2 separate regions of the Mus musculus genome follow, and region 2 is linked to region 1. Evidence: chromatin contacts called from ENCODE Hi-C or POLR2A ChIA-PET data. All regions are on one chromosome and are shown on one strand. Each heading gives the region's core, a stretch centred on a gene start or an enhancer-like site at or near the end of the contact. The rest is flanking DNA. Distances are from core to core; before and after follow the strand shown. Region 1 overlaps Myh10 (myosin, heavy polypeptide 10, non-muscle). Region 2 overlaps Myh10 (myosin, heavy polypeptide 10, non-muscle).

The links. Hi-C counts contacts between places; a loop is a spot of excess contacts on that map. ChIA-PET counts read pairs that join two places held with the same protein, here RNA polymerase II (POLR2A).
Region 2: a loop to region 1 is called in a map of CH12.LX, with 2.0 times the contacts of the local background. The contact joins two enhancer-like sites. A Hi-C loop is called at or near these places in 2 of 37 maps with a recorded cell type or tissue (CH12.LX and v-Abl transformed pro-B cells). POLR2A ChIA-PET finds 5 or more read pairs at or near these places in 1 of 5 experiments (embryonic stem cell).

The regions. Positions count from the first base shown.
Region 1 is chr11:68,742,795-68,749,481 of GRCm38, reverse strand. Myh10 (myosin, heavy polypeptide 10, non-muscle) reads right to left here. Exons shown (of 41, transcript NM_175260.2): 5 at 4,063-4,165. Among named protein-coding and RNA genes, the nearest start is that of Myh10, 54 kb to the right of the region's middle. Within about 2 kb of position 3,595, at least 2 of the 3 ENCODE cell types and tissues checked have a DNase peak (open chromatin) inside an H3K27ac peak, as active enhancers do.
Region 2 is chr11:68,778,584-68,785,909 of GRCm38, reverse strand. Myh10 (myosin, heavy polypeptide 10, non-muscle) reads right to left here. Exons shown (of 41, transcript NM_175260.2): 16 at 2,611-2,804; 17 at 2,406-2,527; 18 at 914-983; 19 at 554-714; 20 at 184-292; 21 at 1-85. Among named protein-coding and RNA genes, the nearest start is that of Ndel1, 71 kb to the left of the region's middle. Within about 2 kb of position 5,094, at least 1 of the 3 ENCODE cell types and tissues checked has a DNase peak (open chromatin) inside an H3K27ac peak, as active enhancers do.

The sequences.
Region 1 (6,687 bases), core at 2,346-4,845:
TCACCCAGGCAAGAAGTGTTTGAGCCTAAATGTATAAGAAGTCCTAAAAAAAAAAAAAAAGAAGTCCTGAAGCATTCTAGTAGTGCCTGGGAAGGGAGTGGGGGTGACCCAAACGCTGCAGCTTTAAAGTCAACGTGTGGACCAGGATTCTGGGTCACTGCTGCTGGCTTTACGAATGGTGTCATGGGACTGTTCCTCTCCTAAGACAGCGGAGACATCAGGAAGATCAAGAAAGATCTTACACAAAGCTAGTATCTTAAAACTACTGTCACAGTCATAACTAATAAATTAATTATGTAAATGCTACTTCTATCTCTAAAAACTACCAGGGAACAATGACAACTTTTTGTCCCCACTAGAGCTAGGCAAGCTCCCATCTTTGCTTCTATTCTATATGATACAACAGATGTTCTCTACAGATGTGGGGGCAAACATTATTTAAATCATTTCCAAAATTCTAAGTATTTAGTTATATATTGTTTTAAGGTTTTCCAGTCATGGGTGACAACTATATCCTTGTGTTATTCTACAGTAGACAACAGAGCCTTGGTAGAAGATGAGCTGTAGAGGCAAGGATCCACTGCACTTTGCAGGGTCAAGCACAAGTGCTCCACAAAAGTGGAAAATCAGATTCCAGTTTCAAACAGCAGAGTCTAGTTTCCCTATCTGCTTTGTTACCTTTGCCTCAGTTCAGGCAGTTTAGGCCACTGAGGAAGGACAGTGTCATCTGAAGACGGCCGAGAGGCAGGTGCACTGGCTCGAAGGCATTGTTTTAAGTGGAGGTAAAGTTTGAAAAATTAGTCATTTCCAGATCTACTCTCAGGTGCCCCATACTGGGATTTGGAGCAGCAATGGACGCGGTAAGGCCTTCGAACGACCTGTCAGGTGAAAACCCACAGTAGTACTGTGCTCGCAGCTGCCTGGTGGGTGGTACCAAGGGCGTAAAGCCAAATATAACTTTCAATTATGTTATAAAACATATCTGAAGGTTCACAGATAAATCTTTGCTTGAAGTTTATTTTTGTAACTTGAATTTGAAAACCAGTGTTTCTTTTATTTATTCATATTTTCAAGGAAGCTATAAAAGAGCAGCTGTGCCACTTGGGTGGCTATACTCAAAAGTGTGGGCATCACCACGTGCAGATGAAAACACTCGGGCATCGCTCTGCTGTTTTCACATGACTCAGCAATCCTATTCTAGGTGTGCTTGAGAGCAGTCAGTGTCCCTACGAAACAAGTGCCCAAATGCTCACAGTAGCCCAAACTAGAAGCCAGTGCCTGCCAGCTTCTGAGTGGACACTGAAGTAGGGCATATTTAATGCAGCAGAATGTTCTTAGACCATGACAAAAGAACGTTGTACTTCTAATGATACAATGTAGGCTGAACCTCAAAAACATTATGCTTAGTGAAAGAACAGCCAGAAAACCATCCCCATCCATATACAATGTCCAAAAAAGGCACATACATAGGGAACAGAAAGTGGACTGGTGTTGCCAGCACAGGAGGAAATGGGAGGTGACTGGCAGGGGACTGAGGAGTTTCTTGTAGGAAGGCAAAAAAATGAAAATGCCCTACACGTGTGATGATGTTGAATTGTGTGGCTGTGAATATATGAAAACGGAGAGTTGTACATGTAAACGGGCAAACAGTACAGAATGCATTGTATTGCAACATTTGGCCAACAAAAGTTCAGTATAAATTCAGAATCCAGAGGAAGAAAGGAAAGCAGGAGGTTAAAAAAAAAAAAAAAAGAAACAAACAAATAGTGACTTTGTAAGGTCAGTCCTCTGCAGACTCTGCACCCCCAAATTCAACCAAAAATGCAATGGAAGTATTTGGGGGAGAGTAGCATCTGTATAGGTTCCTATTTGTCAACTACTGACACAGCATGCATATTATAACAGACACTATAAATACTGTATGACTTATATTACACAAGAGACTGCATAGGCTCCATTTTATGTATGGTACCTGAGCTTTTGGCATCTGCGGAGAGTAAGGAGAGGCCTAGAGCCAATCTCACCAAGGTACCAGGGGACTACTTTATAAGCTCATATTCTTAAGGATGTTGGAGAGCAACTAAGAACCAATACTTGTACATTGCTAACATCACACAGCTACTAGCAACTTGACTGAGGTAGCAATGAATGTGGGAAGGCAGTCTTGGGGCTGTGCACACAGAGCACATGCAGAGACGTGCAACCCAGCAGGGACAGCAGAGCCCAAAGCAGCAGCCTCCTCCTTTGGGAAAATTTGCTTCCAGGGATGGACTGGAACTCCTGAGGCATCCAAGTGTCTCACATACATGCGTGCTACTCACATACAACTGGGATGCCCGGTAGTTTAAAATGACATCTAAACAAAATGTAAATGGCAATGGCTCCTGTGTTTCAAAGAACCTGGAAAATCTAACTCCTTATCTTGCTTATTTAATGCTATCTCAGGCTCAGGCCGATTAAAAGGTCATAGAGTGCACCTCAAATGCACAAAGAAAAGCTGGGTTCTTGTCTGCATCCTCCTCCTCTAACTACCAAAGACACCTCTACATATCCCATAGCATGACCATTCTTCCTTCAGTAACTTTTCCAAGCTCTGCTGCTGGCCTGGAGAGCTCGAAGTCACGAAGAGCATCCCAGGCCTTCACAGGTAGACAGAGCTCTGGGATGGACAGTTTCTCTCACCTTCAATGTTAAGAAAGATACTTGGGAATCTCAGTACCTGTGACAGTTCTTGTGGCTATGTAGGTCTGTATGACCTTTTCTGTGTGTATTAATAGATCAACCATGACTCAACAGCACCGCTTCTTGCTTTAAATTAACGACATCGTCATGCTTGAGGAAGACAGACAAATCAAAGCTGCTGCAGTGCCCTGGTGAGGATCATGTCCAAAGCCATGTCCTGCTCCTCAAGGACTCCTAGGAAGCAGGGAATGGAAGCCAGCTCTGGTCTGTGGTTTGTTCAATGTTGGGAATTCTGGGATTAAAAGGTAGCCCAGCACAAAGAAAATTCTAATTTATTGAGAATATTAAATACAACAAGGCAAGCCTTTGGGCTAAAACACACAGGCATAAATTATACAATGCCATAAAAACTTAACAGGTTAGAAATGGAGTATCCCCAAGGGTACAACTTTCAAGGTTGTATCCCAAATTTAAAATGTAATGTACAGCACAAAACAAAAGTTTTCATGTGCTTGTTAAATAGTAAGATAATTCCACCTGAGATGCCAGATGAAATCATCTTAAGTTTAAAGACTTCATACACATGCGCTTCAGTGTCACGGTAAGAGGGGAGCTGCTCAGATCTATCTGGAACACGCAAGGAAAGAAAGCACAAGCGCATGCTGCTTCGCGTGGGAGAGTAAGATGGCAGCGATACATTTCCAACATTGACTCTCGTTTTAGCACAGACTCTGCTCAGAGCCAAGAGTGCTACTTGTTTCTAGGAGAGGCTCTATCCAAAGACAGAAATCAGCACAGGCACTCAAGACTGAGAAGCACAAAGAAAGTCACTTGCCTGGGGTTTCACGGGCTTAGGCGATTCCTGCTGCTCATTACAAACAGATAAGCAGACATTAGCACAAAGCACCAAGCCAGCGGGCAGCAGGAGCTGGTTTGGCTGGCACACACAGGCTTGCCAAAACTACCACACATCTCAAAACCCGAGAGGCTCACTGACACCCATACTTTGTGTTTTTATCTTTTTTATCCTCCATTGATTCTCCCACAGACCTCCCCTAACCCCAGAACTGCTATAGGCAGCAGCCATAAAGTTATTCACAGACACTCGTTTGGTTGACATAAATCTTCATAGGCACTGCTCATTAATTTATAAATTGGGCTTCAAGCCACAGCCATAATTCCCATTTGCCTCATGAGAAAGCCTAGTTAATTTCCTTGTATTTGCCTGGCTCTTCCTGAATGGAAGGAAGAGTGAGGCTGCTGGGTGTGTGGCCAGGAGCTGCTTGCCAGAGCAGCGTATGGAGCAGCTACGGTTGCCGTTTGTCTCTGCTATTATAAAAGAATGAAATGCAGACAGAAAGCAACAACACAAAGACTTACAGGAATATTATGGTCCTTTCTTCCTTTGTGAGAAGAAGCAACGTGGGCAAGGTACTGAATGACTTTCTTGGTATTTTCTGTCTTCCCGGCACCCGATTCACCCCTAAAAGAAATAGCAACACCAGCTACTTTAGAAAGAAAGCTGAGCACATGAGTTCCAAAATTACAACTGATAATGAAACTGAGCAGAAGATGATTTAGGGAAAGGAAAAAAAAAGAGAAAGCAGCAGAAAACTTATGGGTAACAGTAGTAATAGACAAGAAAATGTATTATTGTTTTTAAATTATCAACTCTTAGAAACCTTGTTATCACCACTGAACCACCTTGGAAATCATTTTCTTTCTTAGAATGCATTAAAAATGTGCACTAAAAATGAGCTCTGGATTGCGGAGGAGAAGTGACTTTTGCCTGTCTTTCACTTCCCCACCATTTCTATGAGCACACAGAAGCACTGTCTTCATGTGTGTTTGTTTTTGTGGTTTTAAAAGTCTCCTACTATAGCCAAGGCTAGCTGGCCTAGAACTTACAATGGGACTAGCATTTTGAAATCACAGTGATCCTCCTGCTTCAGCCTCCCAAGTGTTGGGATTGAAGGCTTAAGCCACCATGCGTAAGAAAACTAATTTTTAAGTATGTGATTAAGATGGGCATAGCAACCTTTAGTAGTAGCACACAGGAGGCAGGAGCAGACAGATCTCTTGGGCTAGCCTGGCCTACAAAGTGAGTTCCAAGACTATCAGGGCTACACAGAGAAACCCTGTCTTGGGGGGAAAAAAGGAACATAACTAAACAAATAGTCATTGGTAGTACTGGTGAGACAACATAGAAACATATACAAAACAGATTTCTTTCTGCTTCTAGGGATAAGAGCTTCCATGAGCAAACAGAAATGTATTAGAATTGTCATGGAAAAAGAGAAAAACAAACAACAAACAACCTCAATAAGTGCATCTGAGACCTGAACTGACAGAAACCAACACCCCACTGCTGACTCAGTCTGAAGGACCTGACAGCTGGGCAGCCTGCTGGGCTCTGGCGCTCATCAAAGCACTGAGCCTTCCCAGGGCCGAGCCCATGCTGCACCTGGAGAAAACCTTCCCACTGGTATGGCCTCACACAGGGCTCCTGACCTCCTGGTTTGTGTCTGACCCCACATAACCTCACACAGTATGAACTAAGCTTGACATACAGAGAACCAGGTTCTCGCTCCTCTGCTCAGAATAGTTCAGGTCTCCAGACAACAAGCAATGGTTTACTCTTTTAATAATCACATATATTAAATAAAATGTTATATATAAAGTATACCTTTATAAATTACATATACAAGATCATTATATATAACTATAGCAAGGAATTGTAGGCGCAGCTCACCAGCACACAGTGCAGTCTCAGTGCGGTGTCTTGCCACTCTGCTCTCCAGCAAATCCCGACTCCTCTCCTTGGAGTTATACTAAACCATACTGTTGGAGCTGCCCACTCCTCAAGTTCCCAGCCGGCTTACAGCTGGGCATAGATCCTCCTGTCTAGCCACACGGACCAGGGTAGTAAAGGACCTCGGAGCTTCAGTATCCCAACTGAAAGATGTAGGCAATGGATCGGCTCCCTCCTAGTTCCAAAGTCTGGTGATCCTCGACACAAACCACCTACTCACTCACTCACTTACAGCCACACTGCGCGCTTGCTAAGTGTGATGGCTAATCTCGGTTGTCAACTTGACTACATAGATCTGGAGATCAACTAAACCCCAAGCAACTTGAGTACAATTGTGGGGGATTTTTCTCCAGTCGATCATTTGGGGTGGGAGACCCACCCTAGATCTGAAACACTGGAGTCAGCAAACACCCAAAATCTGGGCTCCACTTCTCGTGGCGGCCCACATGAGAGCATGGAAGCTTTGTCTTTTGCCTGCTTGTTCTTACTCTTGCTGACAGATCCATCCACTCTGCTGCTGGGGCATTATTCATTGGTATTAGAACCCACTTCTTGGGGATTCCACATATACTGAAGACCAGCGGAGACATCCAGCCTACAAGAGTGAATGATACTGGATGCCCAGCCTTTCCATCAGGAGGCAGCCATTGCTGCACAGACCACAGCCTGCAAGCCTCTCTGATAAATCTTTACATACAAACACATGATCAGCTCTGTTTCTTTAGAAAACCCTGACTAATACACTGGCCGCCTCTGCTTCTCCTCGGAGTTTCTAAGACTTAAGTACTCAAACCTACCGAACTTTTATTAAGGTTTCTGCCCACATTTGAAAGCCTGCATTTAAGATTATTACATCCTTCTAAATTCTCATATTATGTAATTTGTATTATTACATCTCTCTGCATTTTCTTCTAGACATTTGAAATTTTTCAGATTTTATACCTGAATCTTTAGTCAACCTGAAAGAAAAGTATAGTTTGAGAAAATGTAATTCCCATGCCCAGCTGACTTGGCTCACATTCCAGTGTGGCGTCTCCAGCCATCTGGGGCATGATCTTCACCTTGCCTACTTGTTTCTCTTTGCCTATTCAAGGCCAGCACCACAATGCTGGATTTTGTAAATACAATTAGCAACCATCAGCACCTCTTTGGAAAACAAAAAGATAAAAGAAAAATAGTCTCTGGGGTTCCTT
Region 2 (7,326 bases), core at 3,845-6,344, 35 kb before region 1:
TCTGCTTCTCTTTCACCTTCAGCAGCTCCTCATCTTTTGCCTGGAGTTCTTCCTCCTGGCGGGTCACTTGGAGGAGAGGCTTCACCTGTGACAAGGTAAACAGTTTGTCACTACAGCTCTGCATCCCTCCTGCTGCTCCAGGCACCCGCCATGCAGAAGGGTCTTTAGGAGGACCCAGCCCACCTTCGTGAAGACACGCCACCACTGCCAGTGTCGCAGCTTCAGGTACGCCGCACAGTTCCGCTGCAAGACCTTTAAGGCACTTAGTTGTTGCTGTTTCTTGGCAAAGGCCCTGAGGAACAGTAAGGAAAGCACACTTCAGGGGTGTGACTGGCTTCCAGCAAAGCTCCCTGGGGCATGGCTTCCCCAGGACCTCGGCTGAAACACAGCTCCAAGCCTTGTGTTTCATTTCTTGGCCCTCGGTGTTTTCCTGGTGCCTGTGTGTTGTTTGGGATGTGCATCTGTTCATCCAGATGCTGCTCCCATGGGAACGCACCATCCACAAGGCTAGAGCCTGTCAATCTCATGCTCTCTTGCATCATGGTCCACTTACTTTCGGGCGAGGTAGCCTCTGCATACAGCTTGGAAAAAGATGATGATATCAGTGATTTTTAAATCTCTTTCTTCTTCTAAGTGCGCCAAAACTCCAGCTCGGAAAAATATCTTGCTCTGTCCAATTCTATACAGGTTTGGGTCCAGTTCTAAAGCTCGGATCTAAAAGGGAAGAAGCCTGTTTACTTTTGCTATAAGAAAATAATAATAATAATCAAGAATCCAGATGTAGTGGTGCATGCCTTTAAATCCCAGCACTTGTGAGGTAGAGGCAGCAGATCTCTGGGAGTTCCAGGACAGAAAGGGCTACACAATAGAGACCCTCTCATAAAACCCAAAACAGCAAAAGAAGAAATCTTACCATTCGCTCACACGCCTGTTTGCCATCCATGAAGCCTTTAGGAATAGCATTGGGAGTTAGGATCTCATATCTGGAGAAGGAAAAAATGTAGCCTTCAGGAACTGAAGCACACACATTGAGAACAGAGCAGGGTGGGCAGTAATCACCCCAGCCTCTGCAGGCCCAGGTCCTCCTTAGATTCAGATCAAAGCACAGCCTACTGATCTAGCACAGAAGAATGAGAACGGGTATTGAAAACTTTGCATCTCCCACAAAAAGTTCACATCTTTAAGATGAAATTATTTGGCTCTTTGTATTTCCAGCCAGTCAGTTGGGAAGCATTTATCAGATAACAGAGAAGGTAGTAAGAGCACTGTCCACGAGAACAGGGTGACATGCAGCAGGCATAGGCCCGGGTGTACTCATATTCAGAGTTGTGTGCTGAAATGTGTACTTCAGGGTACACAGTCACACCTCAGGAAACCTGAGGCAGAAAGGCGGACATTATAACACGGTGCCCCAGATGCCCGAAATAAGTGACGACTATTAGACAGCTGGCTCCTGACGACACCAAGGACTGCAGCAGCTTCTTGAGTTGACTTGTCTGAGACCAAGGTGGGTGAGGGGTAGGGTGAGTGAGGTGACTCAGGCCCCAAGGACCCTGCTTTGACCTGGAAGCCCCTAATTATTTTATGGATCAACAATGGAAATACTTTGAGATCTGATTTCCAGAAGAAAAAGGGAGAAAAGCGACCCTGTTAACAACTTTAGAGAATCACCCCCAAGCACTTCCCACTCCGTCTGCATCAGTCTCCACTGCAAACCTGTCAGGCTCCGTCTGTACCTTAATCATTTCCTAGTCTATTCTTCTCTCTGTTCTTGTTAAAGTCTGCCATTGTACACACACACACACACACACACACACAGAAAAAATTTATATGCACACAGATTCATTTACTGAAGAAAGATGGAAACATCCTAAAATATTTTCAGGAATCCTCATTGGAGGATTTTAAATTTCTTTTTCCTTGTATTTTAACATACATTATTCATCTATTTTTAGATTGTTATCTTTTTAAAATATTATTTAAAATGTGTTTTAAGGATATATTAAGCCTGGTGATGGTGCGCCTGCCTTTAATCCCAGCACTCCAGAGGCAGAGGTAGGTGGATCTCTGTGTTTTTAAGGCTAATCTGGTCTATAGGGTGAGAGTTCCAGGACAGCCAGGGCTACAGAGTGAGACCCTGTCTTGAAAAACAATTCCAAGTAGATGTGGTTGAAGAAACAACGTTAAGTTTCCAACCTTCCGGCTCATTTTACAGTGAACGTCCGGGCTATGAAGACTGAGTATGTTCTTCAGCGTGGGGAAGCTGCTGCTTTGTACAGCAGGAAGATCAGGATCTCCCCTTCGCAGGGAACAAAGGAAAAGCATCCTATCATATCGGCATTCTCATTCATGTTAAGGTATGTTTGGACAGACAGACAAAAAGGGTAAAGGTCAGCGATAAATACCTCTGTCTGAATTCCTGGAAAACTATCCGGTTGGGGAACCCCTGGCGACAGATCCGGATCCCTTCCAGGACGCCGTTACAGCGAAGCTGATCGAGCACGAGGTGCGGGTCCAGTTTCCCAGCCTAACCAAGCAGACACGTTTTCTAGCTTAATCACGGCCTCCAGGCTCCATCACCTCACCACGCATGCGCTCCGCCTTACATACCCGCTTCTCGTGATTTGGAATGATGCAGCGGACGAAGTTGGGGTTGGTGTTGCGGAGAGTTGCCATCAGCTTGGTGAGAGACTCCTTGTAGAGCTGCCCGACGGTTCGGAACATGCCCTTCTTGGTTTTGTATGCAGAGCCAAACGCGGTCTCAGTCATCCCAGTGACTTGATCCAGACCTACAATTCGGTCCACTGGGGAGGGGAGAGGAGAGAGAAAACGGCTGTGACCCGAGTGTGACTGAGGAGGAAGGGGAGACAGTGATAGTTCAGCGCATAAGCTTTGTGAACAGATGGTAGAGGTGCCGTCTAGGAAAGGCAGTCAGCACATTCAGACACTGCACAAGCCGTGGAGCTACAGCCACACACTTATAGGGCAGGATTTTGCAGTGCCTACAAGTCCCACCTACCACACTGGGGTAGGTGCTGTCCACTGCACTAGGCTCAGGGACCCACTGTCTGCTACGTTCTGCCTGTGTGAGATCTGCCATTACTTGGCAAATGGAAGGATCTCTGGCTGGCATTATTGATACACAAACTGATGCTGGGAAAAGTCTCGCAAGAAGAAATGGCTCCTAATACACATAAAGGTGAGCGACTGCACGGATCCACTCAGTGGATGCGCTCAGGTTATACAGACCAGAGTTGCCCTGAGCCAGCACACGTACTGAGCCAGTCATCTGAGCCCGGGGAACAGTGCAGGAAGATTACATCACTCTGAGTTTGAGCAATGTGTGAACCTCAGCCGTCTCCTCAAAGTGCAAGTGATGCAAAACCACAGAATGGGAAAGACTGCAGAAAACCACGGACTGAGCTTCCTTAGACATTCCTGATCATTAAAGCACGTGGTGTTTTTACATATCCACACAGCAGGCCCTCCTAATGGTGAGACCATGAAGGAGCCGCCACTAGCATGCCTGTTTCCTAAGATGCCATGTGCTTTCTTGAATAGTTTAAAGAAGTCAGAATATGGGTTGACCTGTTACTGATATTCTCCTCAACCCTGACAGCCACCCCATTTCTCTGGGGATCTGGCCCTGGGTAGGGACTCTATGTGCAAGCTCTCAGGTGACTCTAGACTTCCACGGAGGTTTCTGCAGAAAAGGAGCTCCTGGCCCAGGAGTGAGAGCCCTCGAGGCGGGTCTGGAATGGAAGCTGGAGGATGGATGAGGAAGAGCGGTGTGGCTCCTAGGTCCATGCACGTAAGCTGCTCCCCCAAAGCTACAGTCAGTGGCCTGGAGTCCAGTACCACAGAGGACTCACTCGTTTCTTTCATTTGCAGTACCAACCACCCCTTCCTGTCCGGTAAATGCTGAGCCTCCATCACCTCTGCATCAGTCCACTTCTTGTCTGCATCACCAGAGCCCTGCTTCTTTCTACAGTTGACATGTTTGGTCCCTGTCGCCTTCCTCCACTATCTCCCCAGTGTTCGGACACTTGGCTGCTAGGCCACCTCTTTCACCCCACCCTCCACCCCCTAGCATTGCCCAGGCAGTGACCCACCCATTGCTAAGGCAATGGGCACTACCTGTGCTTGTTTTTCTTGACCCTGAATGTTTACCTGTTGCCATCACAGCAGCCTCCTAGACTCTTCACTTCTGGCCTTAAGGGCCCCGCCCACTTCCAGCCTTTCCAGTGGCCCCCCAGCTCAGTCAGTCTTGTGATCCAAGATGACCTCTCTTCTACCTATCCATCTATCTTGGTACTCTCTCGGGACCTACACTCATGTGAAACCCGTCTAGGATGTGACAAGAAATGAGTTAGCCCTCTTCTTTTCTCCCAACACCTCTCAGCCAAGAGAGTTCATTTAGGAGTTTAAATTGCATATGCCTGGCTACCTAGCACAGATCCATGTATTTTCTCCCAGCTGGACGTCATAAAAGTCTTATCTGCCTTCCACAAACTCTTATCAAGTCCCTGTTGTATCTGCTTTTACAATCCTGCATCTGCTCTCATGATGACACCTAACATTCTTAGTTCATGTGTTAGGGAAAGAACAAAGTATACTTTTAAATATATTTACATCTCAAAGTGGGGAACGCAGGTAAGAGATCTAAGAGATCTCTCTCCGGGCGCTGCCACTTAATGCATGAAGACTGCAGAGAGGCAGTAGGTGAACAAGTGCAGGGCAGGAGGGGGCCAGGGAGGAGCAGTGAGCAGAGCCAGCAGGAAGGCAGAAAGGCCCAGGCTTGCTCCTGGGACGATGGCAGCCCGAACGAATGACATCACAGATGAGATGGCTAAGAAAAGTCCAAGTATATTCTGACAGAAGATCATGATTAATTCAGTATGAAAAAGCGACGTGTTGAGGGCAGTTCCTAGGGTTCTGGCTTGAGGTGAGAGGCTGGTGGATGAGGTCATGGGTAAAATGGAGAGACATGGAGTGAGCTGCCTAGGGCGGGCTGAATGCTGCAGCCTGCTGCTAAGGAAGGCTGGGATAACATAGATAAATTGGGGATTATCAACAAGTTGTTCAAGGTCAGGCGCCCCTGGGGAAACTGAAACAGATGAGGGCCTGGGACCACTCTGGGCTGGAAAAGGGAAAAAGAGGACAGCGGACAGATAAGAACAACACTCATCCGTGCCTTACCCCATGTGTCCCAGTGTGAGCGCTGCTCACTCCCGGTGGGAGCTGGGAGGCACTGAGTACTTGTATCCAGCTGCCCACCCAACTTCCCATTCTTGCCAGGACTCTGCCCTTTCTGATAACAGATTCTGACACTCCGCTAGGGGTCTTTCCTCTGGCCTTCCACCTCACTAATCCTCTCCTGTCACACATGTCCAAGTGTTAGCATAACTTTAGCCAGAGTCCGAGACACTGCCAGCAGTGAGCGTGTGATTTGTGGTAGGTTCCAACTGCAACAAACCCCAGCTCCTTCCTCTGAAAGCGAGACAAGGAGGTGCACGTTGCAGTGAGGCAGTAGCTAGCCTGCTCTGTGCTCACCGCTGGTATTCTCTGCCCACTTTCCCACACAACCTTGCATTCAGCCAGCCAGACTGTGGCAAGCTCCAAGATACAAGGACTTATCCATCCTTTCTGCTCACATGGCTAACTCCCCATTCCGTAGCTTCCTGAGAGCTCCTTAGGCTCTGGTCCCCGCAGTGCTCACAGTGCAGAGGCTTTCCCTCCTGACCTTTACATCTCAGCAGACAAACCCGAGAAAACACCCCACACTGCTCTAGGTAGCCTCTCTCCTTGACTTAGCGTTCCCCAGAGGACATTTCCGCAGCTACTCTCAGGGCCATGGGGACTGTCCCCACGGTCACTGTGATCTCTGACCACAGCCAGGATGAGTGCTGCTGCCTTCCCAGTGCAGGCTAGGTGCATGGTGCTGGCACCCAGTAGCTACTTAATAGATGCTGGAGGACAACAAAGCTTACCAAAACAACAGGTCACCTTGTCGCAAAGGAGGGATGGTGCCCAGATTACCAACACTGTCCAAGGATCCAATCACATTAGCACCACCACCACCATCTGCCTCATTTCCAATTCAATAGCTCTGGATTACTTTTAAAAAATGACTCAGGTTTGCCAAAAGCCAATGCTTTAGACTCTCAGGTTGTTTTGTCTTTTTAAAATCTACCATTTAAAATTCAGAGTTGGGTCCCAGCACTAAGAAAAACCTATCATTAAATGACCCTTAGCACATCACTAAATGTATAACTTCATTAAACTCTGATAAGGAAAGGGCTTTTCTTATGTAAATGATGAGACACAAGAGCCAGCAGCAGCAAGCCACAGCACGGGGCCCACTCCTTTGCCACGCCTCGCCACGTTAGGGCTGGTGGTGGGCTCTGGATCTATTATGTGGTTCCCTAGAACAGTGCAACAATTGCAAGTGTTCTGAACTATAATTTATTACCCTATAAGCTTAAACAGTCAGGAATTAGATGGGTTTATATTCATAATTTAAAAGAAAAAAGGGATTTCTCATCTCTCTTGCTATAGACTGCCAGCACCAGTTTCCTAAGGGCGATAATGTTGTCTCCTGTCAGGATCCTTAACCAGCTCTTCCCAGGGACGACAACCTCGGAGGCAAGGAGGAACAAGATGTTTTCAAAGACTTTTTTCAATCTGCCAAAAATATTAGTGCTTACTAAGTATTTGAAATTTATTGTGGCTAATAAAAGCCAGAGAGTGGGGAAGCCTAATGACTGTCTCAGGGCTGCAGAGCATATAAGCTCCATTCTCTCACAAGGGCCTCCAGCCAGCAGGTGACAGGCAAGCCACAGGTCCCCTGCAGCCACCTCAGCAGTGGAATACTGACCTGCTGTGAGTTCCCAGAAACAGCCTCATAACACATCTTTATGATATGTACCCTACAATTACAGATTTACAACCAGGAGGGAATTGGTAGTTAGAGCCAATTTGTTAGAAGAATTTTAGCAGTTAGACATTTTTAGGACAACCCCAGGAAGCAGAAAGGTTGGCTGACTGATTTAAGGAGACAGCCCTCCTTCTCAACCCCCAGTACTAGTGGAGAACTGACCAGGCAGGCAGGCCTCTCCCTCCCTCCCTCCCCACACTCAGGGGCTACTGTTCCCTGGCTTCTTCCTGTCAGGTAGATGTTGGGACTTATGTGACGGTGGTGGTCCAGCCTGACTGCTTGTCTATCAGCCGAGGCTGGGGATGCTATGAGTTAATGTGGGTTTGATTTTAAAAACAAAAACAAAGAAAACAGACAACTGCTATTCATGTAGCCATAGCAACTGTACC